Linked DNA regions of Homo sapiens: region 1 is linked to region 2. A link is a loop called in an ENCODE intact Hi-C map of the cell type or tissue named here. Cell type or tissue: PC-9. All regions are shown on one strand. Links, peaks and the distances in the headings refer to the core of each region. The heading gives the core; the rest is flanking DNA.

The links. A loop is a pair of places that touch in the nucleus more often than their neighbours do. Peaks named below come from ENCODE experiments on the same cell type or tissue, not always from the same donor. Only the 100,000 strongest peaks of a DNase experiment are listed, where the experiment ranks them.
Region 1: it touches region 2 in a loop (3-fold over the local background); 12 of 110 quality-filtered maps call a loop at or near these places.

The regions. Positions count from the first base shown.
Region 1 is chr1:162,210,849-162,226,406 of GRCh38, forward strand. The region is part of intron 2 of NOS1AP (nitric oxide synthase 1 adaptor protein); the gene reads left to right. Among named protein-coding and RNA genes, the nearest start is that of MIR4654, 62 kb to the left of the region's middle. In PC-9, for the core only: no CTCF peak of the experiment used is centred there; DNase peaks (open chromatin) are centred at 8,303 and 12,833; H3K27ac peaks cover 913 bases.
Region 2 is chr1:162,047,983-162,063,540 of GRCh38, forward strand. No RefSeq gene overlaps it. Among named protein-coding and RNA genes, the nearest start is that of NOS1AP, 14 kb to the right of the region's middle. RefSeq lists an enhancer at 7,995-8,509. In PC-9, for the core only: CTCF peaks have their summits at 8,191 (motif pointing right) and 8,394; DNase peaks (open chromatin) are centred at 7,369 and 8,189; H3K27ac peaks cover 1,102 bases.

The DNA.
Region 1 (15,558 bases), core at 5,025-13,024, 160 kb after region 2:
TGCACACAACGAGTATGGCCCAGCGACTGAACTGGCTGTCACTGTCAGGCCCCTGAGCTCACGGAGTCCGCAGCTGCTGTGATGCTGGAGGGGCTGCAGTGCTGCCCACAAGCCTGGGGGCTCTGGAGTCCTACCATGTGAAGAAAGTTGGTCTCTTGCTACTCTGGTCTCACCCCACTTCCCACCATTGTGTTCTTGCTGTTTCTACCCAGGCAGATCTTCACATGGGGACAATGAATGTGAGACAGGCTCATCTTGGGAATGAGGGTGAATGGTACTTGAGACTGGAGAGAGCCAGCAGGCTTCTTGGGTCTCTTATTGTCTTAGCTCAGCTGCCATAACAAAATATCACAGGCTAGGTGGATTGAACAAGAGAAATTTATTTTTCACAGTTCTGGAGGCTGGAAAGTCCAAGACCAAGGTGCCAGCAGGTCCAGTGTCTGGTAAGGGCTGTCTCTTTGGGTTGCAGATGATTCTTGCTACGTCCTCACATAGCCATTCCTTAGTGCATGTATGAGAAGGACATCTCTCTCTCCCTCCCCTCCTCTTATTGGAAGGATGCCAATCCTATGGGATTAGGACTCTACCTTTGTAACCTCATTTAACTTTAATTACCTCCTAAAAGCCCCTTCTCCAAATGCAGTCACATTGGGGTTTAGGGCTTCAGTGCAGAATGTTGGTGGGGGAGGGACAATACAATCTATAGCACTTATTTATTGATGTTTCTTTTTTCAACTTCAGAAGCAATAACTCACCTCCTAGGGCATTAAAAACCCAGTGAGGCAGTGGGTTGTTTGGCTACCTTCCTGTCCGAACTCTTTCTTTCCTTGTTTCCCTGTGTTTTTTTCTTGACTGTTTGAGACCCTGGGGGAGCCACTTTCCTTCCTCTCTCTGCAGTCTGATTGTTTACACTTTGCTGACCGTATCCTGGTTAAGGAAACTGACAAGGGTCCAGGGTCTCTAGGTGTCCTGCCATCGGAGGGACTGGCTGAATTAGCAGCAGCTGGCCCTGAATCATCCTTGGGAGTGTTGTATATTTAAGTCCAGTACTTGTAGCTTCCCCCCACAAAAGAAGATCATTTTACAGAAAACAGAACCAAGACCCCAAAAGTTCAGATTGTTGGTATGAAGTCATAAGACTACTTAGTGACAGAATCAGGAGTGTAAACCTAGCTCATAATCTCTAGTCGATGCTATAGCTGGGGAAGGACCAGGCAGATTGCAGGAGGAGATGCCTTGCCTGTGTTGCTGAGTTTTCCTCCCTCGGGTTGCCCTCTTGGAGGCTCCTCTTGTTTTTATACTTGACAGGACAGGGACAGGAAAAAGGTGAGACAGCTCATCGTGTGGCCCCCTCTGCAAGGCTGGGAAGGTGTTGTTTGACATATAGAGAACCAGGGGCTGCATGATCAGTGGTCTGAGCAGTGGTCTGGTCTTCTGTAGTCCCACCTCATCTACTTAATGACCAGTTAACTCTTAATTCAGGTGACAGTAAACATTTAGCACCTGTGCTGGGTGCTGGGCTATAGTGGTGAGCAAAATGGGCTGGTCCTGCCCTCATGAAACACAGTCTAGGTTTTATGCACCAAACTATTTACTCTCCCCATCACAAATCCACATTGACACTCAAGGATGGGGAACCTCTAAGTGACTGGGGTTTGGGATGGGAAATATGTAAACTCTGCCCCCCGCCACCCCGCTGCCCACCCCAGTCTGGTAATAGGTGTGTATGTTGGTGGTGGTAGTGGAAGAGTGGTAAGGGATATAGGATAAGAACAGGGGTAATTGTAAAAGCTTCGGGATTTTAGTGAAGCCACACACTTTCCTGCCCCATGATCAGTCTAGGGGGTCTAGCTGTGGATGCAGGCCTAGAAAGTATCAGTGAGTGGGTGGAGGATAGCCATGAGATGGCTGTGGAGAGTCTCCTACCTCTCCTTCTTCCTGCTGGGATGTTGCTTCTGCCCTCGACACACCCTGTGAACTTTGGCTGCTGCCGTGTAGCTTCTGAACTCTCTGTGGAGTGAGTGCCCCCGGCACACGGCGGACCATGTCAACAAGTTCAGCTGTATGAGCCTAGAGACTGTTCCTCGAAAGCCTGTCACACAGCTGCCTTGAGCCCAAGTGACAAGCTGTGGATCTTGCCCAGGGTAACCATTTCTGACTCTCCTGAATAATATGGGGTGGATCTGGGGCATTGTGTCTAGGAAAAGCAGGTGGAGGGTGTCTCTAGGGGATCAGGTCAGGGCTGGCCGCCCACCTCCCCACCCTCAAGGAATCTAGATACAGTTAGGGAGTCCCAGGTAACTTGAACACCCTGGTACATTTCCTTAGGAAGGAAATGAACGTATGAGCATGACCCCTTTTGCTTTATTCCAATACATATTTAAATACCCCAGCAACTCTCATCCACAACATTAGCTGTGATAACCAACTGTATTTCCTGTCTGAGACCCTTTCCTTCTCCAGTAATTAGCCTTTGTCTAGCCTTTAATCCAGTGGTGGTTATATGGGGAGCTGCCTGGTCAGGAATTTTTGCATTGAGGGAGGAGACTCTCCCACTGATCCTGTGCAGGCATTTTTGCTGACAGATTGTTATGGCTGGAGTTGCCAAATACAAGAAGCAGAGACCTTTCACCTTCACCTGAGCTGTGTGCTTTAGAGAAAGAAGGATGTGCCCACCTCCTATTTTCTGTCCTCACTGTTGAATTCGGTTGACATTCAGTTGCCCAATCTGCAGTCATATCCAACTAACTGGATTGTTTTTAAGTTCTCCTCTGGATGAATTATGAGCTTTCTTGACTTTGGTCAGGCTGCCTGGAGTCATTCCCAGCCTGGGCAGGTGCTGTGCCAACTTCCCTGGCATGTGCCTGTGCCTGCGGATTTTACTATTTGACCCCTAGCTCTCCCTTGGAAATACCAAGCCTGGAACTCTGGAGAAGGCGCCGCCGCTCGTGTAGTTCTGAAAGGCTCTCTTTGTCCTGAGGAATGCCTGTTGCAATGAAGCTTGGTAAATAGCCAGCTCATTTCTCCTATAAATTAAAATGAAGGAACCTCATCCGCTAGAAGTAACTTTACTTGTCTCGTCTCATCTTCTTTATTCAAGCCTATTTAATGAATATTTATTTAAGACCTAAAATCCAGCACTGTGCCAGGCACTATAATGGGGGACATAGAAGTAGAAGTTTGTGGTCCCTGCCTTCAAGGGCTTAAGGCTTCTCAGTGGGGACAGGCCATGTGCACATGAAACTATCAAAGAATATATAAAATTGAATTCAATTAAATGCCAAGTGGAGGAGTTTTCTTCTTTGGTGTGCCTGTGGGACCAGAGTTCCTTTTCCTATGTCTTTCAGAGATATCCATTTATTTCAGCCCCTTTAACATTTGTTCCTTTGTTAATCTGTTTGCTTGTTCATTCGTTCGTTCGTTCATTCATTCATTCATTCATTCATTCAGTAAAAGCCAATATATTGTTTACTCTTTGCCCAGCACTATGCTGCGTGCCCGCCTCCAGACAGAGAGGTGATATCAGCATGGCCCTCAGCAGGCTCACAGTCTGGTTGGAGGGAGAAGGAAAGGGGGAAGTGAGTATGCACGGTGGTAAAGGCTGTACACCCAGGAGGAATAGAGTGCCATGGGGACTGGAGGGAAGGGCTGCTTAGCTTCTGAGTTTTGATTTTCCCTTCATAATTTTTTTTTCTGTTCAAAAATAATTCTCAGTGTTTTTCTTAACCTTTCCATCATTCAAATGGCTGATTAACCCTCCTTTACTGTCAAGCTGCATATCTTTTTAATTTTGTGAAGTAGCCTTTTCTTCATTAGATACTGTGTATTCATTTGTCTTTTATCTTATATTGTATATTTGTTATTGTTTATTGTGTTCTTGAATCACTTCACAGAACTACTATTTGGCCTAATTTTCGGTCTGGAAATAGCTACTATTTTCTTCCATGAAGAGTGGCTGACAGCATATGGGAGTTCTGTCTGTACGCTAACATTTGTTTGTTAGTCATATTTCTCTCTTTTTTGCCTCTAATAGTTGCTCAGAGTTACTAATTTACCATCGTTATTAATGAATTCTTAAACATTTTTTGAAAATGTCACCTTTCTCCCTGCCAGGCTACATCAGTGAGTGGAGCAACAAAAACAGAACACCTTCAATAACAGAAAACAATATTCCTCTGGCTTCACCCCAACCCACCGTGATAGGGCTTTTATGCTGCATTCTCCGCGAAGCTTCTCCAAGATTTCTTGAGCATGCTTGGGAGGGATCTCACGGGTCCTCAAGGCCACAGTGCTCTCAGGACCATGAGATGCCTAGGATTCCCTGTCTCCTGTGTGTGGTGATGCCTGCCCTGAGCACCCCTAGCCTCGGGGCCCGTAAGTCCCAGGAAGTGCCTTGCCAAGGCCCCGGGGCCGAGTCTTTCTGAGGCTTGCCAGAGCTGAGCCACAGCACTCGACTGCGGTCATGCCACTCCCTGCTTTTAGAAACTGGCTTGCTGGGTGGGCCACACTGGTGATGCACTGGACCTTGCAGGTGGCAGCACTGTGTTGTGTCCCCTACTGAAGTGGTGAAACCTTAACTTGCATTGCGGGGCTAGGCTCATGAGCCCTGGGTCATTGCTGTCTGCTGCTCTCTGTCCTGCTATTTGGCCTGTTCCTAAGATGCAAACATGGATGCTGGGCCAGGAGACAGTCTGAGTGGCAGGCACTGTATTATGCTTATAACTGACCTGCTGCCTGGCCTGAGCTCTGTCACTGGCTCAAGCTTGAGGACCCAGCTCTGTCCTCAAAACAGATGCTCTCCCAGCAGGCCCTTTAGTGTGTCATCCAGATGGTCTCCAGCAGAATGGCCCCTTGGGTCCTCCACTCATGCCCAGGCAGACCTGAGACCTCGGGCAGATGCACCTTAGGCTCAAGCCAGGACTGTTGTGATGATGTCGAATTCTATAATCTTTCAGATTTAAAGATGATAAATCTTTCAGAACATTTAGAAAACAGAGGAAAGGAACAATGATAACCCATGATCTTACCATGCTTCTTTTGTTAGCATTTTGGAGAATTTCCATCAGACCTTTCTCATGCACATATCCTTCATAGCATTATAACTCACTGTTCTCTGGCCACGCCTTGGTCTGTCTGTCCAGCTTCCGTGTGTGTTCACCCGTTTGTGGGATGGCGAGTGGAGACCATGCTGAGCCTCTCATTTGCACTTTTATTTCCTGCTCCAACTGCAAGCTGCTTCCTTGCCCTCCTCCCCCATCTCCTCCCTGTCATCAGTCTTCTGAGTCCATTGACGTTGATTTGCATTCCTTTGCCTTCTCAGGTTGCTTTCTCATTGGTTGCTCTACTCTGAGCCACCTGTGTCCCATTCCTACTCTTACTTCTGCCAGGGACCTCCTCTTGCTGGTGTGTGCTAGGCCCACTAGCCAGAAGAAAAACCCTCTTTCACACAGATGCCATGAAGGGAAGGAATCTAGGCTGGGACTGGAGGTTGTATTAGGATCCATGCCCATGTAACTCTGCCCTGGCTAAAGCAGTGCTACTGTTGTGGGGACATTAATGACACCTTTGAAAGTGGTTTTATCAGTGCCTAGACAATCACTGGACCATTTCCTTCTAGAGCGGGCTTTACATCTTATAGTTGGACTCTTGGTGACTTGCATTTTAGTCTCAGCTTTGCCTCTGAGTCCTGCTATGTACTTTAGGCAAGTCGCTGAACCTCTATGCTTTGGTTTATTCATCTACCAAATGGGAATATTACAATTTGTCCTGTCAACATCACATGTGTATTGCAGATAGCATGACAAACCTGCTGTAATCCTGGTAGTACCATAATGTAAAATAAAATAATTATATTTGAAAAGAGAAGTATAAACATTGTGATAAGAATGTTATAAGAACACTGACTGTGGAATCAGGCAGCCTGGGTTCAAATCTTGGCATGACTATTACTGGCTGTGTGACCTTGGTCAACTTTCTAAACTTCTCTGTGCTTTGGTTTCTTCTTCTATCCAATGAGTAAGACAGCATAGCAGTACTTATAAGTTTATGGTTTTGGTAGGATTAGATGAGTTAACACATATAGCAAATTTAAAGGTGGGCTCAGCACATTTGCAAGTATTGTGATTGTGGGTGCTGTTATCGTTTATAGAGGATTCATCATCAAATCTTTTCCTGCTGTGAAGGGAAGGAGCTTTATGTGACTGACTTGGAGAGGAGCAAGGGCGTTCATGTATATTTGGTGCCAGTTGTGTGATGCATACACCTAGGTACTTCTATGTTTCCACTCTTTCACATGGGGAAGCTTAGGCTCAGGGAAACAAGCCTATACGACTCAAACTCTTTTGTCTGGGTCCAAATTGGTACTCTTTTCACTACACCATACCTCTTTCCATTTGGGTCCTGAAACAGCTGTTGTTAGCTTTTTTTTTTTTTTGAGATGAAGTCTCACTCTATCGCCCAGGCTGGAGTGCAATGGCACGATCTCGGCTCACTGCCACCTCTGCCTCCTGGGTTCAAGCGATTCTCCTGTCTCAGCCTCCTGAGTAGCTGGGATTACAGGCATGAGCCACCACACCCAGCTAATTTTTTTGTACTTTTGTAGAGATGGGGTTTCACCATGTTGGCCAGGCTGGTCTCGAACTCCTGGCCTCAAGTGATCCACCTGCCTTGGCCTCCCAAAGTGCTGGGATTACAGGCGTGAGCCACTGTGCCTGGCCTTGTTGTTGGCTTTTTGTTCAAGCACTGGTGTGCTTTAATGAGTATAGTTGTCCCAATTATCATGGGTGCCAGCGAGGCAGAGTGAGAGTGTGGCTGGCTCCCTGATGCCAGAGTAAAGGACACAACCTCCACTTTAACCCTGTGACCATAATTAAAACCACATATACACCTTTCTCTTTATCCTGTCCTCTTTTCTGTGCATTTTTCAGCAACTTGGTCAGCCTGCCAGTTCCTGAAATTAACCTGCTGCCTGGTTTATGACCGAGACTGGAGATGGCCTCATGCTAATTGCTGGATGGTTTCAGCTTCCTTCCCACTCACAGATACAGTGGTAGGAATAATAATTATGTCTGCCATGTACTGAGCATATGGGGACTTTACATCATCTTGTTTCCATCTCATAAATAATCAAGAGAGGCAGTGCTGTTCTTCTTGCTACAGATGAAGAAACTGAATCTTGGAGAGGTTGACTAACTTCCTTTAAGTATCACTAGTAAGTGACTGAGTTAGGACTCAAACCTGGGGCCTTTCTCTTCCTGGAGGCCCCACCTCTGAGTCCATCAGATAAGTTCTATTTTGGCTGATTTACAATGTAAGCTTCCAGAGAAGATTCTATTTGAAGCAGTTCCGGGACTTAAAAAATTTGAAAAACACTGCTCTAGGAGAAAGAATCCTTGGCTGGGAGCCTGATGACTTGAGGTCTTGCTCTGGGTTTATGCAAAGTTGTTTGTCCTTACTGAGCCTCAGTCTCTCCATATGTGAAAGTGGACCTGTACTATCAGCCTCAAAAATATCAGGCTAATAAATCACTATCATAATGGCAGTGCTTTGAACTCTCTTACCTATTTGAAACCAAGCCCCTTCGGTTATGCCTTGAGCAATCGCAGTAAGGGTTTTATAATAATGATAATAGGCATGACTGTGATTCTACTGTTGCTCCCACTCCTGCTATCACCCTGCATAGGTCCTGCAGTTGTCATTTGTCTGTGGATGTTGTGAGAATGTCTTCAGGGCTGATTAGAGGCCTCATGGTCTCCAAGGGAGATGATCACACATGTCGTTTGCTGGTCAGTCGTGGAACTATCCAAGACCAATTTCCCTTGCTAAGTGGCCCCCAGAGTCCAGGCTTTTGCTATTGCTGGAATCCAGCCTATTAGAGCGGAGGAGGGTTTCAGGAGTGTCCCGGGCACCCTGTCCCTTCCAGCCCCACTCACTGCTTGCCTGGTGTTGCTTTCAGGCACTCCTTTGCCAGAGGACAGATGCAACTCTGGGTACTACGGCTTCCACCCTGCTTTTGAAAGTCACTTTCAAATTTCTCTTATCTGTGCCACCAGGTTTGATATCACCAGAAGATTTGTTGATAGCTTGGCCTAAAACAGTTTTTCACATGCAGTTTTTGAACCATCTTAGGGCATTCACCACCGAGCCCAGGTGAAGGCCTCAGGTGCAGCAGCAGCAGCAGCAGAATGTGCAAGTGAGGTATTATCTTCTAGTGGCTAATAGCTTCGGCATGACATTCCATCTGGGTTAGAATCTTCACTCCTTTATTTACCAGCTCTCTCTCGCTGAGTAAGCTCTTAACCTTTCCAGCCCTACCTCTTTGCTTATAAAATGGGAATAAGTACACCCACTTCATTGGGTGGTTGTGATCGATGACATAAAATATGTCAAGAGCTTTGAACAGTGCCTGGCTCATGGCAAGTGCTTAGCAATAGTAGCTATTAGTAGCAGTCGTCTCTAAGGACAGGGGAAGCTAGACTTAAACCCCAGAATATGTTTTTAGGTCTCAGATAGGCTCCTGTTTCCATCTTCCTTTCATCTCCAGGCCCCAAGAATCTGGTCCTTCTGCCTCTTTCTTTTTTAAACAGCTATCATGTATTACCTGTTCCTCTACTGAGGTGGGGCCCTGGCTTTTTGTTTATCCTTTCATCTCTGTCTCCCCTTGCCTTCTCTGACCCCCTGCCACACAAAAAGTCTTTTTTCCTTTTAAAGGGTTACTGTTGCTGGCATCATCAGGGAGACAGATGGGGCACAATAATTATTCTTTCACAATAACTGCTGGAGACAATGTTAATCTTCGAAGTGGCTGTTGCCCCCACCAGGGTTCTAGGGAGAACAGCCCTGAAAACCTTCATCCTTCTAGGAAATGTCCCCTTTTAGGAGTAATTATGCTTTAGGTTTTAGGCTTTATTCTGCAATTCTCTTGACTTAGTCTGACAGCACTGCTGCTTTGAGAGATTGATGGCTTGGAAAATTGTTGCCTGTAAGTTTACCTTTCAGGAAGCAGCTTGTATCTGCTTGTATCCCCTAGGAAAGAGTTAACATTGACACATTAAATGCAATAAACTTCTTCTTTTCTGTTGTGTGTGTGGTTTTTATTTTTGAGACAGGGTCTCACTCTGTCACTCAGGCTGGAGTGCAGTGGCACGATCATACCTCACTGCAACCTCAAACTCCTGGGTTCAAGGGATCCCCCTGACCTCAGCCTCCTGAGTGGGCAGTACTATAGATGAACACCATCATACCCGGCTAATTTTAAAAGTTTTTGTAGAGATAGAGTCCAACTATGTTACCCAGGCTGGCCTCGAGCTCCTGGCCTCAAGCAATCCTCTCCAGTAGTTGGGCTTATAGGTGTGAGCCCCCGTGCTCAGCCTAACTTCTTTACATGTGAATGGGAATGAGAAATGCTGTAGGAACTGGGAAGCTTCTTCCTTCTGTATAACTACCTCCCTCATTTTGATTCAGCTAGAATCTGGGTGGGTGTCTGCTGTGTGCTATGCGTGGGTCTCGGTTGCTGCCACAGAGAGCAAACATTTTAGTGGGAGAGGGAGGTAGATGAACAGTGTCTGGGGAACACAGGTGTCCAGAGTGCGTATTGGACCCATGCCTCCACATGGCCCAGCCAAACTCATGGAAGTGCTGTTGCTAAAAATGAATTTTCTCATTTATAAATTTTCTCTTTTATAAAATACCCAAATTGCAATCTGGACTTGGAGTCTCCCATGTGGGATCTGCAGCATTCCTAGGGCTGCTGTTTGTTTGATCCCTGGGTTTTGTCAGATGGATGCTTTATCAGGTCTTCTATGTTGCCCTGGCTGTTGCTTTCCATTCCGGCTTTAAATTCTCATACTTTGCTCCCCTCATCAAGCAAACCTTTACTTTCTCCATGGCCTCATCCCAAGGGCTCCCTGACATTTCACGCACCAGCTTTTGTTTTTGTTTTTGCATACGCTCTTGGAATCTTTGGGCCAAATGGGAAAAAGAAGTTCATATGATCTACCATATAAATATGTTCATTAGATGATGAGTCTTACTATCCAGAATTTGTTGACTAATGATTGGAGCTGTATTCTGAAAAAAAGAAATCCTTTACACATTATTTTTATTATTTTTTTGAGACAGAGTCTCACTCTGTCACGAGGCTGGAGTGCCGTGGTGTGATCTTGGCTCACTGCAACCTCCACCTCTCGGGTTCAAGTGATTCTCCTGCCTCAGCCTCCTGAGTAGCTGGGACTGCAGGCATGGACCACCATGCCCATTAATTTTTGTATTTTTAGTAGAGACGGGGTTTCACCATGTTGGCCAGGATGGCCTTGATCTCTTGGCCTCCCGATCCACCCACCTTGGCCTCCCAAAGTGCTGGGATTAAAGGCGTGAGCCACCGCGCCCAGCCCACACACTATTTTTAAACACATTTTTGAAGTGGTGGTTAAGCTGACTGCATGGTGCTAACCTACTCAGGAATTCGCATTGAAGGCTTGCTGATTTTCTTTCTATCTTTCTTTCTGCCTGTCTTACTGTGTTTCTCCTTTTTAAATTACAACTAGAATCTTTTGCTAGAAGAAAAAAATCCAAATTGTTTAGAAGTTACAGTCATTCTCCCTTTCTACAGAGTTTTTCACCATTAGCACTTTGGGTAATCTCTCATTTCTTTTTTTAATGCAACACACACACGCACACACACGCGCGCACACACACACACACACACACACACACACACACACACACGGGTTAAGACCATGGTGTCTGGGTTCAAAGCCTGTCTCTATAACTCACTAGCTTTTTTACTTAAGGCAGATTACTAAACTTCTCTAAGCTTCACTTTCCCTAATTTTCAAACGGAGGGTATTAAATAACTTATAGGACTGTTAGTAAATATTAAATTTAAAAACGTTTGTCAGCATTTAACACAGTATTTGGAATGTAAACATTCAGTAAATGTCAGCTACTTTTTAAGACAAAAATGGGATCATACTATATACATTTCTATAGCTTGTTTTCTTTTTACTCAATGATAAATCAAAGATGTCCTTTCAGGTCAATATATGCAGACACCTGTACTCCATTTCTTTTTAATGGCCTCATAATGTTCTGTTATATAGATTAAATTATAATTTATTTAATCATTCTCCCATTGAATATTTGTGTCTTAAAAATTATTTGCCATTATAAAAAATGTTGAATAAAAAATGTTGCAATATTGCAATGAATTTCGCTTCTATTTCTTTCCTTGCTCTCTCTGGATTTTTACAGTTCTTATTCCTAGCTGTGGAATAGTGGAATTGGAGGTGGTGCCAATTTCGTTAGGTAATATCAAATTACTCTTCAAAAAGTTGCACCAAGCCTTACTTCCTGCAGCAATATGTGACAGCTTGAATGCACATGGTTAATTTTCAACTTAAGCCACGTTATTGAGCATGGCAGTATACAAGGAGCACAGCAGTGTTGTATACAATGCGGTATATAATATCTAACACGGCTAGTATCATAAATTTCTTCCTTGAGCACAGGCAGTTGTTTCAGAGACCTTTTACTTGACTGATGTTAATGAAAGAGCTCATTATGGACTTGGGTGCCCCTGCATTGTCAGGATCCTTTGCAGTGTGAGGACTGTTAAGTGGTATTGACACCTCTGAGGTTATCTTCATTTGTGTACAGAAGATGCATATTGGTGCATCTTTCATCAAGCAGAGTTTTTTTTGTTTTGCTTTTTTACTTTGATAATATTTAATGCAAATTATTTGATGCTAACTCTGCCTCAACTGTGATTACTACTCAACTTAGTTCATAACCCATAGAGGCACATGCCCACACACAGGTGGCCTGTTACATTTGCTTTTGCTGGTTGGTTATGAAGTTGTACTATATTTTACCTTTTTGGGGACTTATGTTTTATGTTGGCCATGATGAGAGCATTTTTTGCATAATTCTGAAAAGGCATGAAACTGCTGAAATAAAAATGAAAAGAGAAACAGTACATCCACTTTTAAGCATGGATATTTGCATTCCTTGTGGGGTGAGGTTAAGATCACGTGTGCTGATTAGGTCAAGAGAATGGAAGAAAATGGGTGTGATAGTTATGAGTATTTACATACAGATCACACTATTCTTTTACCATTTTGTCATTGGAGAGCCATGAATAAACCCACCTGTTGTCACTTCAGCTCATTTATTGGTAATAATGCAGTCTTAGCTTTTTGTTCAAAGACGTTGTAACATTTTATTCAGGATGTTGAGTGTAAAGTATATGTAATCTTTAAGAAACTCATTCTGAAATTATATCTAAGACAGTTGAGATTATTCCTATTACATGTAAGAGTTAAGTGAAAAAATACCTTCTTTAGAATGGAGAGAATCTAGTTACAGAATTTTCTCCTCTTAACTTAGAGGTGCAGTTTATAGACCTCCCTCCCTCCCCAAACTTCTGTGAGTTTGTTTTGTTTTATTTGTTTGTTTGTTTTTTGGTCTTGTATTGAAGAAGCAGAGAAACTCAGTTGAGGACAAGAAAACAACTAAGAAAATTCCTGAGATTATTTGAAAGCAGCTATAGAATAGATTCTGTATTGCCAAAAAGTGTGTAGGGGTGGGGTGGGGGAGCTCTGTGATAATTAAGGACAGGTCGGCAGAAAGGCTTCTGGGGTCAAGCTGAGCATAATGTTTGGAGGAATGTCTGAAAGAGGTTGGGGCTCCAAGGTCAAGACGTAGAAAAAGCTTTAAGAAATCTGAGGTTAAGATCAGGGGTTAATTAAACTGATTAAGACATTTGTGAGAAAAAAAATTTAATTGTGTTTATCATTGTTTACATAAAATATTTTCTCTCTGAATCATCTGCTGTTCAGTTCACCTGTTTTAATAGCTGTGGTTTTGTAGGTAGAGGATATAGGAAATTATTAAAATTTCAAAGCATGCGCCTTGCAGTTCAGAATACCTGCTACCCATAATGGCAGTTTAGTCTATTTGAAGGAAAAAGCCAAAAGGAAGCCTAAGATGACAAAGTCAAGATAAGCATTTCAATACTATACATGAAAATATATATGTGCATATGTATGTATATATAATTTATTTTTGAATCAAAATGGCACCTTTCACTCTTGCCTGGATACGGTGCATGGATCATGGATAATACATTTTCTGCCAGAGTCACTCTGTTAAGGGCACTCTCCAGTTCACTTTGGGAAGTTTATGTAAATACTGATTTTAATTTGTACTGGGTGACACTTTGCATTCACAGGTTTAAAGGCTGTAGAGTCATTAACTTGTAATTAACAAATTTTGCAGTCCTAACGCTTTTCATTCCAGATCTCAGAGTGTTTTGGGGACAGAAAAAAAAAAAAGCACAGAACTTTTGTGCAGGTCAGGGATCCACTCAGGAAACAAGGAGAGAAATGAGTTTTTGAGACCGTTCATTCATTCAACACATATTTATTGCCTGCTTTTTTATTCAAGGCACTTATTTTTTCCAGGATTGAAATATATTCTGGCAGTTTCTCCCTGCTTCTGACATTCATAATTCTCCATTTGGTAATGAACTTTCATTACTTCATTACCTTGGTTAAAACAATAAACTTTTTTGACAGAGGAGATCAAAAGTTGGCAATGGAAACTTAGGACATTATTTGATGTTCAAGGTGGTTGAGCTTTATAGGTGCAGAGGCTTAGAATTGGAATGCTGGGGGTCAGGAGAAAGGTCACATAGAAAGACAAGTGCCAGGTTGGATGCAGGTAGCTGTGGCACTAAGAGCAATATCTCTTCTGATGGAAAGCTTTACTTTAACTAATTAAACATGAAATAAAAGTGAAAAATTGTACTGAACAAGAAGACAGAGGAAATGCTACAGACTCATCCCCTGAGCCTGATTTTATCCAGAGTAACTTAGGGCAGGAAAGGAGAGAAGTTAGAGAGGACAAGTAGTGCCTGTCTTTGTTCCCAGGAGAATTGACCAGAATCTTCCCTGTTGATTTTGGCTAAGACTGATGTTGTTTCCAGGATGAGACCCCATGTCCTGAGGGTCACTGCCTTATCAGAGATGGGCTGGGGGCTCTTGGGTCAGTGAGCAACTCAGCCAGTAAAAGCAGGGCCCCCGGGAAGTCTTAAACAAAGAAAGAAGTGAGCATTGAAAAAGAAGCATCTCAGTAAAAATAAGGTTCTAATGAGCTTTCTTCTTGGCAACCATTCTCTTCCCAGTGACATGTCTGAGTCTCAGAAGTCCTGCAGGTGATATTTGCCACTTTTCACCACCCCACATACTTCTCCTTGAAGTCAAACCATTTAATTTGGGGCCTGCTGTGTGTCAGCACAAACTTTAGCCATGTCTGAGCAGAGTCCTCCTAGGGTAGGGTTATGAGGTCACTCTCCTTATTACTTATTCACGAGTTTTGGGTAGCTCTCACCTTTCCTGAAGGCCTGGACCATCGTCATGGCACAAACCATGGCTAGTTGTGGGGCAGTGTGCCTTCTGTCTGCACTGCCTCTTCCCTCACTCCCTTCAGTGTTCCCACTCCCTAGACCAGGACACCCTCCACCACAGAAGATGCTCCAGCCCCACTGTATCTCTAAGAGCATCACTCACCTTCCTGAGCCTCAGTTTCCTGCCTGTAAGATGGGTACAATAGTATCCACAGTGCACAGTGCCTCTTCTTCAGGTAGGTTGTGTAAAGGACGATAAAGTGAGTGTTTGTGGGAGTGTTTTTTGAATATTATAAATTAAGTTATGCTTTCCCTCTTCCAAGGAGGATAAAAGTGCCTGCAGGTGCCTCATAAACAATCAGTGTTGTCCCACGATCCATTTCCTTAAAGTTTTTCTCTGTCACAGATGCAACTAACCCAGGTAAGGCTGTCAGTTTGCTAACCTCTGCTGTTTTGTTCACTTAAATGGGTGGGAAGTTTTGGGATCAAGTCTCAGAGAGGCTTGTGAAGTCCTCCCATGTTCTCTGCCTTCACCACTGGCACAGTCCGTAGATTACTGATGGTGTCATTAGGATAGAATAGGCCCTATAGTCACCTCTACTTTAGCTGCAGAATACTAATAGCTCAAATTATTTATTTTTCATACAATGAAATTATTTTAACAAATTAATTTTATGTTAAGAAGCAAGGAATGTTATAGAGAAACGAAAGCAAGATAAAAATATTTTGCTTGTATTCAACATTCAAGGAATGTTTATTGGCTGGGCGTGGTGGCTCATGCCTGTAATCCCAGCACTTTGTGGGGCTGAGGTGGGCGAATCACCTGAGGTTGGGAGTTCAAGACCAGCCTGACCAACATGGAGAAACCCTGTCTCTACTAAAAATACAAAATTAGCTGGGCGTGGTGGTGCATGCCTGTAATCCCAGCTACTTGGGAGGCTGAGGCAGGAGAATCACTTGAACCTGGGAGGCAGAGGTTGCGGTGAGCTGAGATCCCACCATTAGACTCCAGCCTCCAAAAAAAGAAAAGAAAAGAAAAGAAAAGAAATGTTTATTGATTACCTGCTATGGTGCTAGGCCCTGGGGATTTAGCCTTGAGCAAAATGACACATTCCTTGGGCTGGTATTGTGGGGCAGCTCTAAATACTAAACCT
Region 2 (15,558 bases), core at 3,512-11,511:
TAACAAATCTGCTAAAATTGTCAATCACATTAAGAGCAGCCCAATATATTTTTGACTTTTTCCCCTCAAGATAGGTGGTGACCACAGATGACATTTGTTTTATAGGTGAGTTTAGTGGCCTTTGCAAAAGTCCTCTCTTATCTATTCAAGTTGCAAGAACTTCATGGCTTCCAGAAAGAACTCATCACTCTGTAAAATTATATGCATGATTAAAATTGACTTTGCAAGCTAGCTTATTCCATAGATATATTTGCTCATCTGAAAAACTTGTTTTTCCTCTCAAGGCAAGCTTATGAAAATATATCATGTACAAAACCAAATGCACACAATTCTCACGAAAATGAAATAAGGAATACATGCCATGATTGTGTGGTCTTAGTTTCTTTGTGTTATCTAAATTATCTGGCTCTTTGGATTTCTGAGGTTACCAATAACATCATTTCCTCCTGTATATTCTGTGTGTATATTTACTTTGTGTCCTGTGACTTGTTATATCCATTTATTGGTTCATTTTTTATAGATTCTTCAGGACTTTCTATGTAGATGATCACATTGTCTGAGGATTAAGACAGTTTTATTTCTTTCTTTCCAATCTTGTCTCATTGCATTGCTAAGACATCCAGCATGGTGTTGCATAGAATTGAGAGAAGACTTGTTCCCCATCTTAGAGGGGAATGTATTTAGACTCATCATGAGAATAATATGAGCTGAAGTTTTTCATAGATTTCCTTTTTTATATCATCTATTTTAATTCTCCCATTAAGCTTAGTGTTTGGGTAGAATTGTCTCCATTTACAGATGAGAATACCGAGGCTCAAAGATGTTATATAAATTTCCCACAATCATACAGCTAGCAAGAGGCAATCAAGACCCTGATGCCAGTGCTGTTTCAACTGTATCAGTGATTCCATTTGTCAAGTGTCTGGTGCTTTATTCAATTTAAATCATTCACTTTGGAAACAATTATTGAGCTCATACCATGTGCTATACTTTAAAGGTGCAAAACACTGAACAAAACCTATTTATTTGTATTAATAAGTTTTTAAAACTGAGATGATACCCAAGTAATCTTTTAAGAAAGGTTTGCAAGAGGTTTTTGCATAGATTACTTAGAAAGACAAGAGGAAATCACCTTACTGATGAAAGTAATATATCATCAAGATGACATATCCCATTAAGCATCAAAGGGATGCTAAGTTTTAGTCCTTAAAGCATGAATTTGTGTCTCCAGAGATAATCTGTGACAACTGTGTATTTGATAGCTCTATTTATCTGTATTGAAGAACACACAAATTCCACTTTAAATACAGCTTGTTCTCATAGAACAGCACCATTGGTTTGGTGATTATCATCATCTTCTTTAGCGTTATATCAGAGAATGTCTTTTCTTTCTGATTCTATTGGTAGCTAATTTATTCATATTTTAAGTGTTTTAGATAAGGAGATTTTAATTTTAGGTTTAGTTTCTTTTTATCTTTGTCCATATGTATGTTCTAATTCATTCATTCTAAATTGAGAGATAATTTGCAATGTGAAAATCAGCTCATCTTTCTTTTTCAGGTTATGAATAAATATCCAGAGGGAGATAAAGATTGGAGAAGGGAATCATAGAATGTTAGGACTGAAAGAGACCATGATGGTCACCATATTATTTTACAGCTGAGGAAATTGAGGCTGAGGAAACTTAAGCCACATGTCTAATATTATACAGCTGCTGGCCAAGTGGCAAGGCTGAAACTTAAACTCAGTTCTTACGTCTCCCAGGCCTGTAGTTTTCCTTCTTTCCTTTCTTTCTTTTTCTTTCTTTCTTTCTTTCTTTCTTTCTTTCTTTCTTTCTTTCTTTCTTTCCTTCCTTCCTTCCTCTCTCTCTTTCCCTCCCTTCCCTTCCTTCCTTCCTTCCTTCCTTCCTTCCTTCCTTCCTTCCTTCCTTCCTTCCTTCCTTCCTTCCTTTCTTTCTTTCTTTCTTTCTTTCTTTCTTTCTTTCTTTCTTTCTTTCTTTCTTTCTTCTTTTTTTTTTGACAGGGTTTCACTCTGTTGCCCAGGCTGGAGTACAGTGGCACGATCACTGCTAACTGCAGCCTCGACCTCCCTGGGCTCAGATGATCCTCCTGCCTCAGCCTCCCAAGTAGCTGAGATTACAGGCACATGCCACCATGCCTGGCTAATTTTTGTATTTTTTGTAGAGATGGGATTTTGCCGTGTTACCCAGGCTAGTCTCGAACTCCTGGGCCCAGTAATCTGCTAGCTTCGACCTCCCAAAGTGCTGAGATTACAAGCATGAGCCACCACACCTGGCCCTGTAGTTTCTATTTCCGCAGGCTGACAAACATTAGGTAAGTGGTTGGAATAGTTTACGTTCAGTATCCCTTTCAACTCAGAGAGTCTTTTGTTATTTTATCCCATTATGGGTACAATTATATTATTTCTACATCAGCTAATGTGTGAACTATTTCATGCCATTCTTCCTAAATAAACATTTCAAATTAAAAATAGTTTTAAAAATCTGCTATAGGTCAGTTTAATTAGAATCAATACCACTTTTGAAGAAAATACTCCTACTTCATATATTTGCTGTAAACAGAACAATTTGGTGTAACTGTTCATGTTTTATAGAATCAGTGGTTGTCCTTCTACCACCTGTTTTAAAAAGGACCCATGATTTTCCTGCCTTGTTGGAGACATTCACCTGCAGTGAGTCCACACATCTGTGCCTAAACTAACAATGCAACATTTGGCTTTCTCAAGACACAGAATCAGCCTCAAAAATATAAAAAATAGATCACAGCTTTGAAACGTAAAGTGTGTACTGCCAAAAAATGAAATATACATATTCAGTTTTTGAAAGTTCCATGATAAGATGGTATCAAGCAACAAGGCTGTTTTTCCTTTTAGGAAAAATTATTTTTCAGCTGGGTGCAGTAGCTTACACCTGTCATCGTAGTACTTTGGGAGGCCGAGATGGGTGGATTGCCTGAGCTCAGGAGTTTGAGACCAGCCCAAGCAACATGGTGAAACCCCATCTCTATTAAAATACAAAAAATTAGCTGGGCATGGCAGTGTGAGCCTGTAGTCCCAGCTACTCGGGAGGCTGAGGCAGGAGAATTGCTTGAACCAGGGAGGCAGAAGTTGCAGTGAGCTGAAATCATGCCACTGCACTCCAGCCTGGGCAACAGAGTAAGGCTTCATCTCAAAAAAATATATATATATACATATATATATATATATGTATATATATATATATTTCCTGGATGATGATAGAAATTATTTTTATTTCTGTCAAATCCATCAGACTGTAGCCTCTTAGCCCGTAGTTGTTTTCAACTATGTCCCTAGCATGTATTTGAGAATTACCTAGTCATGCTTACTAGAAATTCAGACATCTGGTCCAATCCCAGAGTACTTTTCTAGCTGGGGCCCTGGGAATTAGCTTTTCAATACATTCTCCTCCCCATACCCAAGATGATTCTTATTTGCACTAAGTTTGAATCATTGGTTTAGAAGACAAGAAGTATATCCTTTTGTTATTGTTGTTGTTAAGTGTAGCTTTATTTGTAAATGACCCAAACTGGAAACAACCAAAATGTTCTTCAGCAGACGAATGGACAAACTGTAGTATATCCACACCATGGGGTACTACATAGCAATAAAAAGGAACAAACAATTGATACATGCAACAACTTGGATGGATCTCAAAAAAATTATGTTGAGTGAAAAAGGCCAATCTCAAAAGGTCACATACTATATGATTCCATTTACACAATATTCTTGAAATAAAATTATAGAGATGGAGAACAGATTAGTGGTTGCCACGGGTTAGAGATGGGGGATGGGGTAGGGATGGCTATAAAGGGCAATAACAGAGCCTTATGGTGGTGGAGCAGTTCTGTATCTTGATTATATTCGTGATCACGTCAATTTACATATGCAATTTTTTTTTTGAGACAGAGTCTCGCTCTGTCACCCAGGATGAAGTGCAGTGGCGTGATTTTGGCTCACTCCACTTCCTGGGTTCAAGTGATTCTTGTGCCTCAGCCAGCTAATTTTTGTATTTTTAGTAGAGACGGGGTTTCACCATGTTGGCCAGGCTGGCCTCAAGTGATCCACCTGCTTCAGCTTCCCAAAGTGCTGGGACTATAGGCATGAGCCACCACCTGGCCTCACATGCAATAAAACTGAACATCACTACACACACACATACATGAGTGCATGTAAAACTGGTGAAATGTGAATGACCTCTGTGGATTGTCCCAATGTCAATTTCTTAGTTGTGAATTAAGAATTACATCCTTTTTAATCTTAATTCAAACTCCACTAACCATACAGGATGCTTCATACTGCATTCTCTGATGATGATAATGTAATGTGTACCCAGTCCCTACTTGTAAATCCTTTATAGCTAGAGCTACTCAGCCCCTACTTACAGGCCAGTCCCCCACCTAGGTTTTTGGATTAGTCTTATAGTTGTGCAGAAAGAATTTAGGAGCCACAGGTTAGTGTTTAGTGGTCAGCATCAAGGGTGATGATGCTGTGACATCAATATCTGTTTAGCCCTTCCCTCTTTTTTTCCTCTCCTTGGTAGCTCCAGGGAAGGGAGAGAGTTCACTCCATAGGATCCACCTTTTCTAGGAGGCCCATTTCCCACATTGTTAGTTGGTTCATTGCATAAGGCTTATCTGTAGCCTTCTAACAAACTCTTCCCCCTCTTCCCCTCCATCTCTCCCATAGCTCCATACAAGCAGCTGATTGGGCAGGATTTTAGGCTTGGGTAATATTTATATCTGTGTTTTGGCAAAAGAGTGAAGCATTATTCACTTCACTTCAAACCGACTGTTCCAGGTCTTCAATCAAGTTTTAGAGCTGTCTCTAAATTTTAATTATATTATTTCCTGTAGCCTAATTGGCACTCAATTTAAAATATATTATTGATAAGTCATCACCTCTATGTGCAAACCCATGCCTCAGACCAGAGAACCCTTTGATGTTTAGGTCTCATATTTTAAAGGAAGAGATGTAGATATCAGTGGCTCCAAACCCATTTCTTTCTGGACCAGTGAAGGCATGCAGAGGAAGTCAGGGCTTCCTTTTTCTCTCAAGCTGATTCCTCAGACCGCTTCTTCCTTTCATATCAAAGGTTTCAGTCAGTCATCCATTTTTCTCAGCTCAGAAATTCTGACACAGGGAGCTTACTTGTATGTGTGACCTGCCATTATACCTTGTTGTGCCTGGAAGTGTGAGAAGGGACAGAATTTTTACTTGAAAGAAGACAGTCTTGTTTCCAAAGAATGACAGAGAGGGGTTCTTTGCCTTTCCCATCAAGTAAGACTTCCTTTCAGTCTGAAGAGAGCCAGTCTTGAAGGGCACTTGGTCGGCAGGCACCCTTGCTCCCACTCATCTGTATTTGTACCCTTGGGTTCTAGCTCCAACTTCCTGGTAACCCAGGGGAGCAACTCTATGGAGATCCTGGCAGGGTTACAGAGGATCCTTGGGGGTACAGTTGATCATTCTAGACAAATCTCCCCAGGAACAGGTTGTTTTTCCAGATTTTACAGAATATAGTATTTATAAGACAATATTTCTTTTGCTTTCTCTGTCTCTCATGGCAGAACTTTTCATGCTTAATTGTTCCAAAGTACTGTTTCGTCAGAGCCAACTACACCAAAAATTCTTGTTCCCTTCTGAGATGGAATTACTGCTAGCAAGCAACTTTCCAGCCTGAGAACCCATCTCAGCTTCCGGCACATGTGAGAGGGACCATGCTACTAGTTCTCATCAAGAGATCTTAAGCAGAAGGGATGTGTGTCACCTCTGGGCTGAGGTGGTTATGTTCCAGGTACAGGGCATTTCATCTCTTTCTTTGACTGCCATTTGGCTGAATGCAGAGGATCCAGGAGAGGTGACAAGGAGGGCCTAGGGGATGGTGGAGCCACAGGATAGAAGGAGCCTGGATGCTGAGTTGCCACTTTAGGAGAGAGCTGCCAAGGAGAGCAGCTTGACCAGGAATGTCTGAATCTGTGACTTGCCATTATGCTTTGCTGTGCCTGGAAGTGTGTGAAGAAACAGAATCTTCAAATTTATGTGAGACAATATCAAAGACTTGGAACCAACCCAAATGCCCATCAATGATAGACTGGATAAAGAAAATGTGGCACATATACACAATGGAATACTATGCAGCCATAAAAAAGGATGAGTTCATGTCCTTTGCAGGGACACAGATGAAGCTGGAAACCATCATTCTCAGCAAACTAACACAAGAACAGAAAACCAAACACTGCATGTTCTCACTCATAAGTGGGAGCTGAACAATGAGAACACATGGACACAGGGAGGACATCACACACCGGGCGGGGCCTGTCGGGGTGTGGGGTGGGAGAGGAGGAGGGATAGCATTAGGACAAATACCTAATGTAGATGACAGGTTGATGGGTGCAGCAAACTGCCATGGCACATGTATACCTATGTAACAAACCTGCACGTTCTGTACATGTGCCCCAGAACTTAAAGTATAATTTTAAAATATTTAAAAAAATTTATGTGAGAAATAAACTTTTATTGTGCTAAGTTACTGAGATTAGGGATTATTTGTGACAGAAGCTGGGGTTAATAACCCTGACTGATACAACCATCTTCCTTAGAGTGAGGATGAGGAAGAAAAAGACAGTAGAGGGTCAGGGAGAGGACGGCCCCCATTGGCCACATATATAAGAACAACACATAGAACTATGAACTAGAAACCCAAGTGCCTAGAATCCCATACTTCACAAATGGAATCAGCATCTCTATTTGTCCTGCCTAAAAATACAGTATTTAAATCTAATAGTTATCAAGTTGCATTTTGCTGGCAGTGCAGGAGACTTAGAGACAAATGAGACAGAGTTGCTTAAGTCTTTTGTGGCAGCACAGTCCCTGCCAAACAGAAACACTGGATAAATATTTGTCGAATTGGATAGTTGGAGTCAGATATGAAACAAAATGTAACACAAGGTAAGTGTCTACACAGGGCTATGGGAATAGACAATAGAACAATTAATTTTGCTTGCATAGAGTATGTGTGAGTGGTTAGTAAAGGCCCCAGTGTCTAGATGTCTTTTACAGAACAAAGATGCAGACAGCCCTGGGTTCCTTATAGCTCTTAGCAATGAAGCTGATGGCTTGGGCTCACCCCCTGTCACTGCTGCTCTGAGAACTCCCAGGCCTTCCTGACTCCTCCACCCGTGGTCCCCCCCATCTAGATCACCCTTTGTTGGTTCCTTTCCTCCTTCCCGTGCACATTCCTGTAGTACTCTCACACTTCCCTTCCCAGCACCTCTAGGGAGGCCAGGGCTTCAGGACACCACCAGGGAGATATTCTTGCCCATTTCTTGTTTACTATGAGTCAGCCCCGACTCACCACCCAGGGCTGTGCATCCTGAACATAGGTTTTTCCAGCCTTTGATGAGAAGGCAGTGCTGTGGCTCTCCTATGACCAAGAGAGAAGCCAGCACCTGGTTATCCATGGAGTTACCTTACCTCACCACCTTTCCTTTCTGCTCACACCTTTCAAGTTTAGGTTCTGGAGAGGTTCTCAGGGGAGTAGGCACATGGCCTGGGCCTACGGGCTTCTTGGTTCTCACAGGGGTCCAGGCTCTAGTTCTAGTCTATGCTTTCTTTTCTTTTCTTTTCTTTTTTTTTTTTTTTTGAGATGGAGTCTTGCTCTGTTGCCCAGGCTGGAGTGCAGTGGTGTGATCTTGGCTCACTGCAACCTCCACTCCTGGGTTAAAGCAATTCTCCTGCCTCAACCTCCTGAGTAGCTGGGATTACAGGCGCATGCTGCCTGCCTGGTTAATTTTTGTATTTTTTTTTTTTTTTACTAGAGATGGGGGTTTCACCATATTGGCCAGGCTGGTCTCGATCTCCTGACCTTGTGATCCGCCTGCCTCAGCCTTCCAAAGTGCTGGGATTACAGGCGTGAGCCACAGCGCCCGGCCTCTAGTCTATGCTTTTGAGGGCATTAGGGGAAGTTTGTGTTTCAAATATATTTTGATATTCTTAAACATGTTTCATGATCTTTAAAATAAAAAGATGAATCCAATGTGTTCTGTAAAATGGGGGTGGAGGTGGATCTGAGGGTTCATTTCTCAGGCTGCATCTAGATCTTTTAGGAGGGCACCACTACTCAGTTCTGCCTCTTGAGGGCACCAGAGACTGTTTTGCCATCCACAGAACAGCAGGGAACTAGGCAGCCATCAGCTGAGTGACCCATGAACAGGCGATGTTTGGCCAGCCAGGGGAGCCCTGCTTGGGGGCCATAGCCTTGCAGAGCTCTGCCAGGTTAGTGGGATGATGACGGGACCCAGAAACCTGAGCTATGGCTTCAGCTCTGCTCTCAGCTAGCTGTGTGCCTTTCAAAAGCCATTTAACTTCCCCGGGCTTCAGCTTCCTCCCATGTATTAAAAGTAATGGCCAAAACCTCAATTATCTTTGCACCAACCCAAAAAAAGGCCAGGGGTAGAAAGAGCTGACCCAGATGGCTTCTTCTATATTTAGGGCTTTGAATTGCCCTAAATCATGGAAAAACTGGAAATGATAGAACGGCATAGATTCTTATTTCCTGGAGCCTTTGAAAGTGTTCCGGTCCTGAGCCCTGACCTCGACATGACCAGAAATTGGTTATGGCAAGATGGCTGGGAGCAGGGGGCAGGTGCTGACAAAGAGTAAATGAAGAAAATGAGGCTCAGGAGATAAATCAGAGTGGAAATGTCACAAGCTCTCCCTAATTTAGAATCATAACTGATGCTAGGAAAAGGACCTGAGAAAGATTGCATAACCTTTTTGTAACTATCCTCTGCCTGTCCAAGCTGTGTATGAAATAATAGCTATGAAACACAATACAAGCTAAGGGGGCTTTGGTAGCACTCAATAGCCCTGTTGAGATGTGGGTGGGTGTCTCAATAGTATTCCGAGTCACAAATGAACTTTCCTTGACATTTCATTTCCATACCTGAATTGTACATAATATTTTGGTTCACACCAACTCACTGAGGTAGGAAGACAAAATGCATGTCTATAGCATTAATCTTGGAAAAATGAATCATTCATTCATTCATGAGTCAACTAACGAAAGAAAGAGCAAGCGCCGAGTGGGAGAGTCTTGGCTGTGAGGGTAGTAAAGGCAATTCTGATTCAGGCACAACTCTTAGGAGTGGAAGTCTTTGGCCCCCGAGCAGAGAGAACTTGGTTGCAGGTCAGTGGGGTGTATTTCACTGTCCCAGATGGCACTTGTATGTAGGTTAAACTCAGAATCCAAAGTGTTGCTAAAGGACTGTATGGAGAATATGTGGGGAATGGGAGCAAACGGTAGTCTTATATGTTGTGAATGCCAGAGGATAGATAGAGACAGCAGGGGATGTTCTGAATGCTGAAAAAACCACGTTACCATTCAGTTGGGGGCGACATCAAAATTCTGCTCCTTGCCTTGTAGGGATGTCAGGTGGGATATGGGTCAGTAAAGCAAGATAGAAGTCTGGGGAGTAATAGTGCTTAGAGAGGCATCAAGGTAGTGGGATCCCTAAAAGGCTTTTTGAGAGGGAGTTGCCATTCCAAATTCAAGAACTTGACACTTTCCCTAGGGAGCCATAAGGAAAGCAAAGTACCTTTTCTTTGATCTTGCTTTGTAGACATGTCTTCTTTCAGAAAGTCCCTCCTATCAAGGGAGCCACAGGTAGATAGGGGTACAGTGGAGAGGGTTATAAAAGTCAAGGACTAAAGAGAAGGAATACACAGAAGGCGTGGGGTGAGCATGGAGGGTGGCTTGCCTTCAGACCTGGCTCCAGTGCTTATACCTATGTGATCTCGGAAAAACCCTATAATCTTCCCCAGCCTCAGTTTCCTCTTCTGCACTATGGGAGCCATACTTGTACCTCTCTCAGAAGGTTCTCATAAGGATTAGGTGAAATATAAACAAATATAAACAAAAGGCTTTTTAAAACTATACGGCATGGACTGAAAATAAACTATTATTATTATGAAAGGCAGAGGCGGTAGGTGCATACCAGAATGCCAGGATTATTACTTTTCACACATGGTGGTGTTTTGGGGACCCCTGCAGCCTTGCTAAAACTACTTCTACTGGGTGACTGCAGGTGTTAGCAAATTAAGTTTTTAAAAGGGCTCAAGAGCACCTGTGTGCGGGCTGAATCCTTGCATTATGACTTGGCAGCCTGGTAGGGCATGCTGGTCTCTGGAAATCACCTTTTGTAGTAGGCTGGGAGGGGACCTGGGGGTACCCACAAATTATCTGCTAGTTCTCCACTTTACGCAGGAGATCTACTTCTACCTCATCGTGGTAACCTACAACTTACATGACAGCTAGCCATGGTGACCAGAAACTTTATTGTTTTGTAACCCAGTAGGCCATGAATGCCTCCCTGGTGTGCCAAGAAATTGCATATACCATAGTTGTAGAGCCAGGTAATACAGGCATGCATAGGTTTGGACACAGGGCCTAGGAGGAGAAATCCTGGGCACCAGCCAATGTAATGTATTCCCAAAACACATCTTTGAAAGGCTGGATGGACCTTCTTGTCTCAACGCACCACTAATGCCACCATGGCATGCATCTGATAATAACAGATATCAACTGAGAGCTTACAACATGCCAGAAACTGTGCTGTTTTACATGCATAATCTCATTGTTTTAAAACTTTTTTATTGTAAAATATACATAACAAAATTTATCTTAACCATTTTTAAGTGTACAGTTTAATGGCATTGAGTACATTTGCAACGTTGCATGGCCGTTACCACTATTCATTTCCACAACTTTTTCATCATCCCAAACAGAAACTCTGTACCTATTAAACTATAACTCCCCATTTCCCCTTCCTTCCAGGCCTTGGTGACCACTCTTCTACTTTCGGTCTCCATGAAATTGCCTATACTAAGTACATCACACAAGTAGAATCATACAGTATTTGTCATTTTGTGACTGGCTTATTTTATTTAGCATGTGTAATTCCTAAAGTTTCATCCACATTGTAGTATGTGTCAGAATTTCCTTCTTTGTTAAGGCTGAATAATATTTCATGATATGTAAATACATTTTGCTTATCCATTTATCACTAATAAATATTTGAGTTGTTTCCACCTTTTGACTATTGTGAATAATGCTGCTTACAAGTTTTTAAGATGGAAAATTCTAAACATATACAAAAATAGAGCACAAAATATGATAAAACCTCATGTACAATGATCAACTCATCAACAATAATCAACTGATGGCCAATTTTGCTTCATCTATATGCCCACCTACCTCCCCCCATCCCATATTATTATGAGGCATCTCAAACATCATACAGTAATTGTTTCTAGTTTACAGAAGAGGAAGCTAAGGGACAGAGAGGTTTGAATTTGACCAAAATTCAAACTCAGGCAGTGTGATGACTGGGCTCATACTTATAAGTCTTTGTGTGTGTGTGTGTGTGTGTGTGTGTGTGTATGAGTGTGTGTTCATACATATACACACATGCATGGGGTCAACCTTGGGCAAAATTGCATATTTGGAAAAGTTTGCCTCTGGTGCCTCTCCCTGCGTCTTTTCCCATACTTGGATGCCACGTGGACTTTAAACATATGAGCACAAGTTTGAAGTCTTAGTTCTTAGTTACAGGTAGAGTCAGTAATGCCTGGCCTCCAGAGTGGGTGTGAGGATTAAAGGAGATAAGATCAGTAAAAGTGTTGGGCACCTTCAAGCATGTGGCAGATCAGTACACATGCTTTCCCCTCCCTTCCTTGGGGGGCCAGGCCCACCTTCCCTCCACAAAAGCAGACCTCAAGGAAACATGCACTATCAGAGCGCAACTCTCAGATGTCAAGGGGTAATCACTGCTGGGGGATTTGTGTTGTGAAATAAAGGATTTTTACCCTGCCAGTGAGTACACGACAGAGGTGGTGCAATTCCTTCTTGCCAATGAAATCATGTATGCGTGTGTGTGCAAGCATGTGCATCCACAAATGTGTAAAATAGGTTGGTGGACAAGTTCAGACTTCATTCTCTACCCAGACCATTACATTTTCTTTTCTCTGAGGAATTGTGACCCTGAAACAAATAACCACTTTTTCTCTCTTTGTCCTCTATTGGCTAAAATAGGAGGACAAGTCCTTTGTTGGGACCCTCATCATTTTCTGGCCCAAGGATACGAAACCACGGGACAGAGGTCTGAGCTCAGACAGGTCTTGGCAAGCCTGGCTCATTTCACTTCTAATCCTCTGTGGCCAGGCCCCTGGAGGTAACTCGGGAAGGACTGCAGAGCTCAGTGGACAACGGAGCAGGACTCATTGGTTGACCACAAAGTCTCAGGTAACCTCAAAATGTATCTGCAGAGGGGACAGGAGGGCACTGTGGCCTCAAGTATATTGAGTGATGGTCAGCAATAGTCTGGTTGGCCACTTCCTCTACCTGGAATGGGCTTTTCTGATCTTGCCCATGGAAGTAATAGAATCCTTTAATGCCAAGCTCAAGTACTGCCTCCCCTGTGACATTTTCTGTGTCTCCTCCCACTCTCCACCTCCACCCACCCCTGGTTGCCATACAAAGTGATCTCTCCTGCTCTGAACTCCATGGTATCACTTTTGTGCCCTCTGAAGCACTTTTAGTGCTTTATTTTTATACCATCGGAATATCAGTCTTAACTCCTTGATAGATCAAAGTGAGTTCCTCCAGAACAAGAACTGTTTCATCTATTTCTTTCCACTGTGAAGAGCCATTCAGTCATGCAACTAATGAGCATGCAGACTAATGAGCTGACAGAGCATGCAGTCAGCAACTAATAAATATCTGTTGGCTAAATGATCAGATGTCTCACACAACCATGGCACATAGCAGGCACTCACTAAATGCACACCGAACGAAGTAACATCCATCTCCAACATAAGAGACAGTTTACCCTGCCACGGATGTTCAGATGGAAACCAGTTTCATATAGCCCTTCAGGCAATAAAATATTTCAAAACCTCCATGGAAATAACCATACAAACTGCCTTGGGTAGCACCTGAGATGGTCTCAAATGGGGTTTCGAGTATTCTAATATCCCAAAGTGTGGCATTTTTATTAGTCTGTTTATTATTCTAACTGGCATTCTGAAGAATTTGAATGTCACAAAGTAGTACATACTTGTTGATTTAAGATAGTCTTGATGAGAATATCTGACCAGAATATCTGCTCATCAGCAGAATAATGGTTGACATTTGTAACAGTGACCCTGTAGTTACACAAGAAACCCAAACACCTTATTTAAGGAAGTGTTATAATATCTTTGGAAACTTGCTTTTTAAAAAGCCATTTTAATTTTCTTTTCTTTTTTTTTTTTTTTGAGATGGACTCTCGCTGTATCTCCCAGGCTGGAGTGCAGTGGAGCGATCTCGGCTCACTGCAAGCTCTGCCTCCCGGGTTCATGCCATTCTCCTGCCTCAGCCTCCTGAGTAGCTGGGACTACAGGCACCTGCCACCACACCCAGCTACTTTTTTGTATTTTTAGTAGAGACGGGGTTTCACCATGTTAGCCAGGATGGTCTCTATCTCCTGACCTCGTGATCTGCCCGCCTGGGCCTCCCAAAGTACTGGGATTACAGGCGTGCGCCACCATGCCCAGCCCTTAATCTTTTTTTTTTAAGACAAGATTTCACTCTGTCACCCAGGGTAGAATGCAGTAGGCGATCGATCTTGGCTCACTGCAACCACCTCCTGGCCTCAAGCAATCCTCCCACCTCAGCCTCCCAAGTAGCTGGGACTATAGGTGTATGTTGCCACACCTGGCTAATTTTTGAATTTTTTGTAGAGATGGGGTTTTGCCATGTTGCCTAGAACTCCATGTTGGTCTTGAACTCCTGAGCTCAAGTGATCCACCCACCTTGGCCTCCTAAAGTGCTGGGATTACAGGCATGAGCCACCTCGCCTGGCCTATTTTAACCATTTTTAAGTTAATAACTCAGTGACATTAAGTGAATTCACCACTATCTCCATAACGTTTATCATCCCAAACAGAAAGTCTATACCCATTAAACAATAACTGTACATTATCCCCTCTTCCTGGCTTCTGATAACCTGTATCCTATTTTCTGTTTCTATGAATTCACTTGTTATAGGTACTCCATGTAAGTGAAATCATAGTATTCATCCTTTTGTGACTGGCTAATTTAACTTAGCCTAATGTCCTCAAGTTTCTTCCATGTCGTAGTATATGTCAAAATTTCCTTTCTTTTTAAGGCTGAATAATATTCCATTGCATATATACACTACATTTTGTTTAATCCATTCATCTATTGATGAACATTTGAATTGTTTCTTCTTTTGGGAAAATTACTGTGAATAATGCTGCTATGAACATGGGTATACACATGTCTGCTCAGAAACGAGCTTTTTATGATCGCCTTCTCATCAGTAAATTTTATATCCATGGTAACTTCCCACTAACCAGAATATTTGACTAACTAGAATACTCCATTTTACCATCAGGCTTGGTAAGAACATTTCCTGGAATATATGGTAGACGTACAATACACAGTGATGGAGAATTATGCCTCCGTCTCACACATGGACACAGGGCCACAGGCAGGCAGATGACTGGACTACAGCAGCCCAGCATATTAGTATGGGCAGTCAGATTTGCACTTAGAGATCCCACCCCACCCCCACTCTGGCTCTGAACCCCATCACTGTTCTAGCTGTTAGACTGGGCTGCTTTTCCAAAAAGGTATGAGCATGGGGAACATTTGTTCTGAATTAAACTTGGCTGCAGTTAAAGTGTTATCATTTATGTGAAGCTCAGATTACAGAGGCTGCCTTCGGCCAGTGAATGGCACAGCACGGCTGCTCAGAGAGGTGGAAAATCCTGAGGCCCCTCCAGCACTGTTTCAAGAAAAACGCTCTGAGTGGTGTGGAGAGGGGCCAGCTGGTGATGTCAAGAGATTTATAAAAGAGATTACAGGACCTTTTAAGGGAGTGAGGCAGTTGTTAATGATGGAAAACTGCTAAAGCTGGATCTGGATGAGACCTGAACACTTAATTTGCTAGTTGTCCTGAAATGCCTGTAATTTTTAGAAAACATATTGTGCCTCTCCCTTTGTGTGGAGTTCAAAAGACAATATTAGAGCATGGTGAGAACCTGTTATGCTAATCAAAGTCTGGGGTAACTGAAATTGAGCTCTCAGGACACATAAAACTCAAAGTGGGAGATCTTGAACCTGGGAGGGAAAATTAAGGTCCAAACACACCTGGTTGCACTGTGCATCTGTACTTTTCTTTTCTTCTCTCCTTTCCTCTCCTCTTCTTGCTTGCTTTTTAAAAGCACACTAGTGGAGGGTCCAGAGCAAGCTTTATGTTTTTAAGCAACTACAAAACTACCTAAAAGTTTTTCACCAACAAAGAGAGATCTGAAAATAACATTAATTTATATTGCATTTATAAGGTTTTCCGTAGTCTTTTTACAGCCCTCGTGTCATCTTAAGAATGTAGGATTTATAAAGAGGAAGCAAGATCAGTTACAATGACACAGGATAGATTTAGTTGAGCACACAAGCCC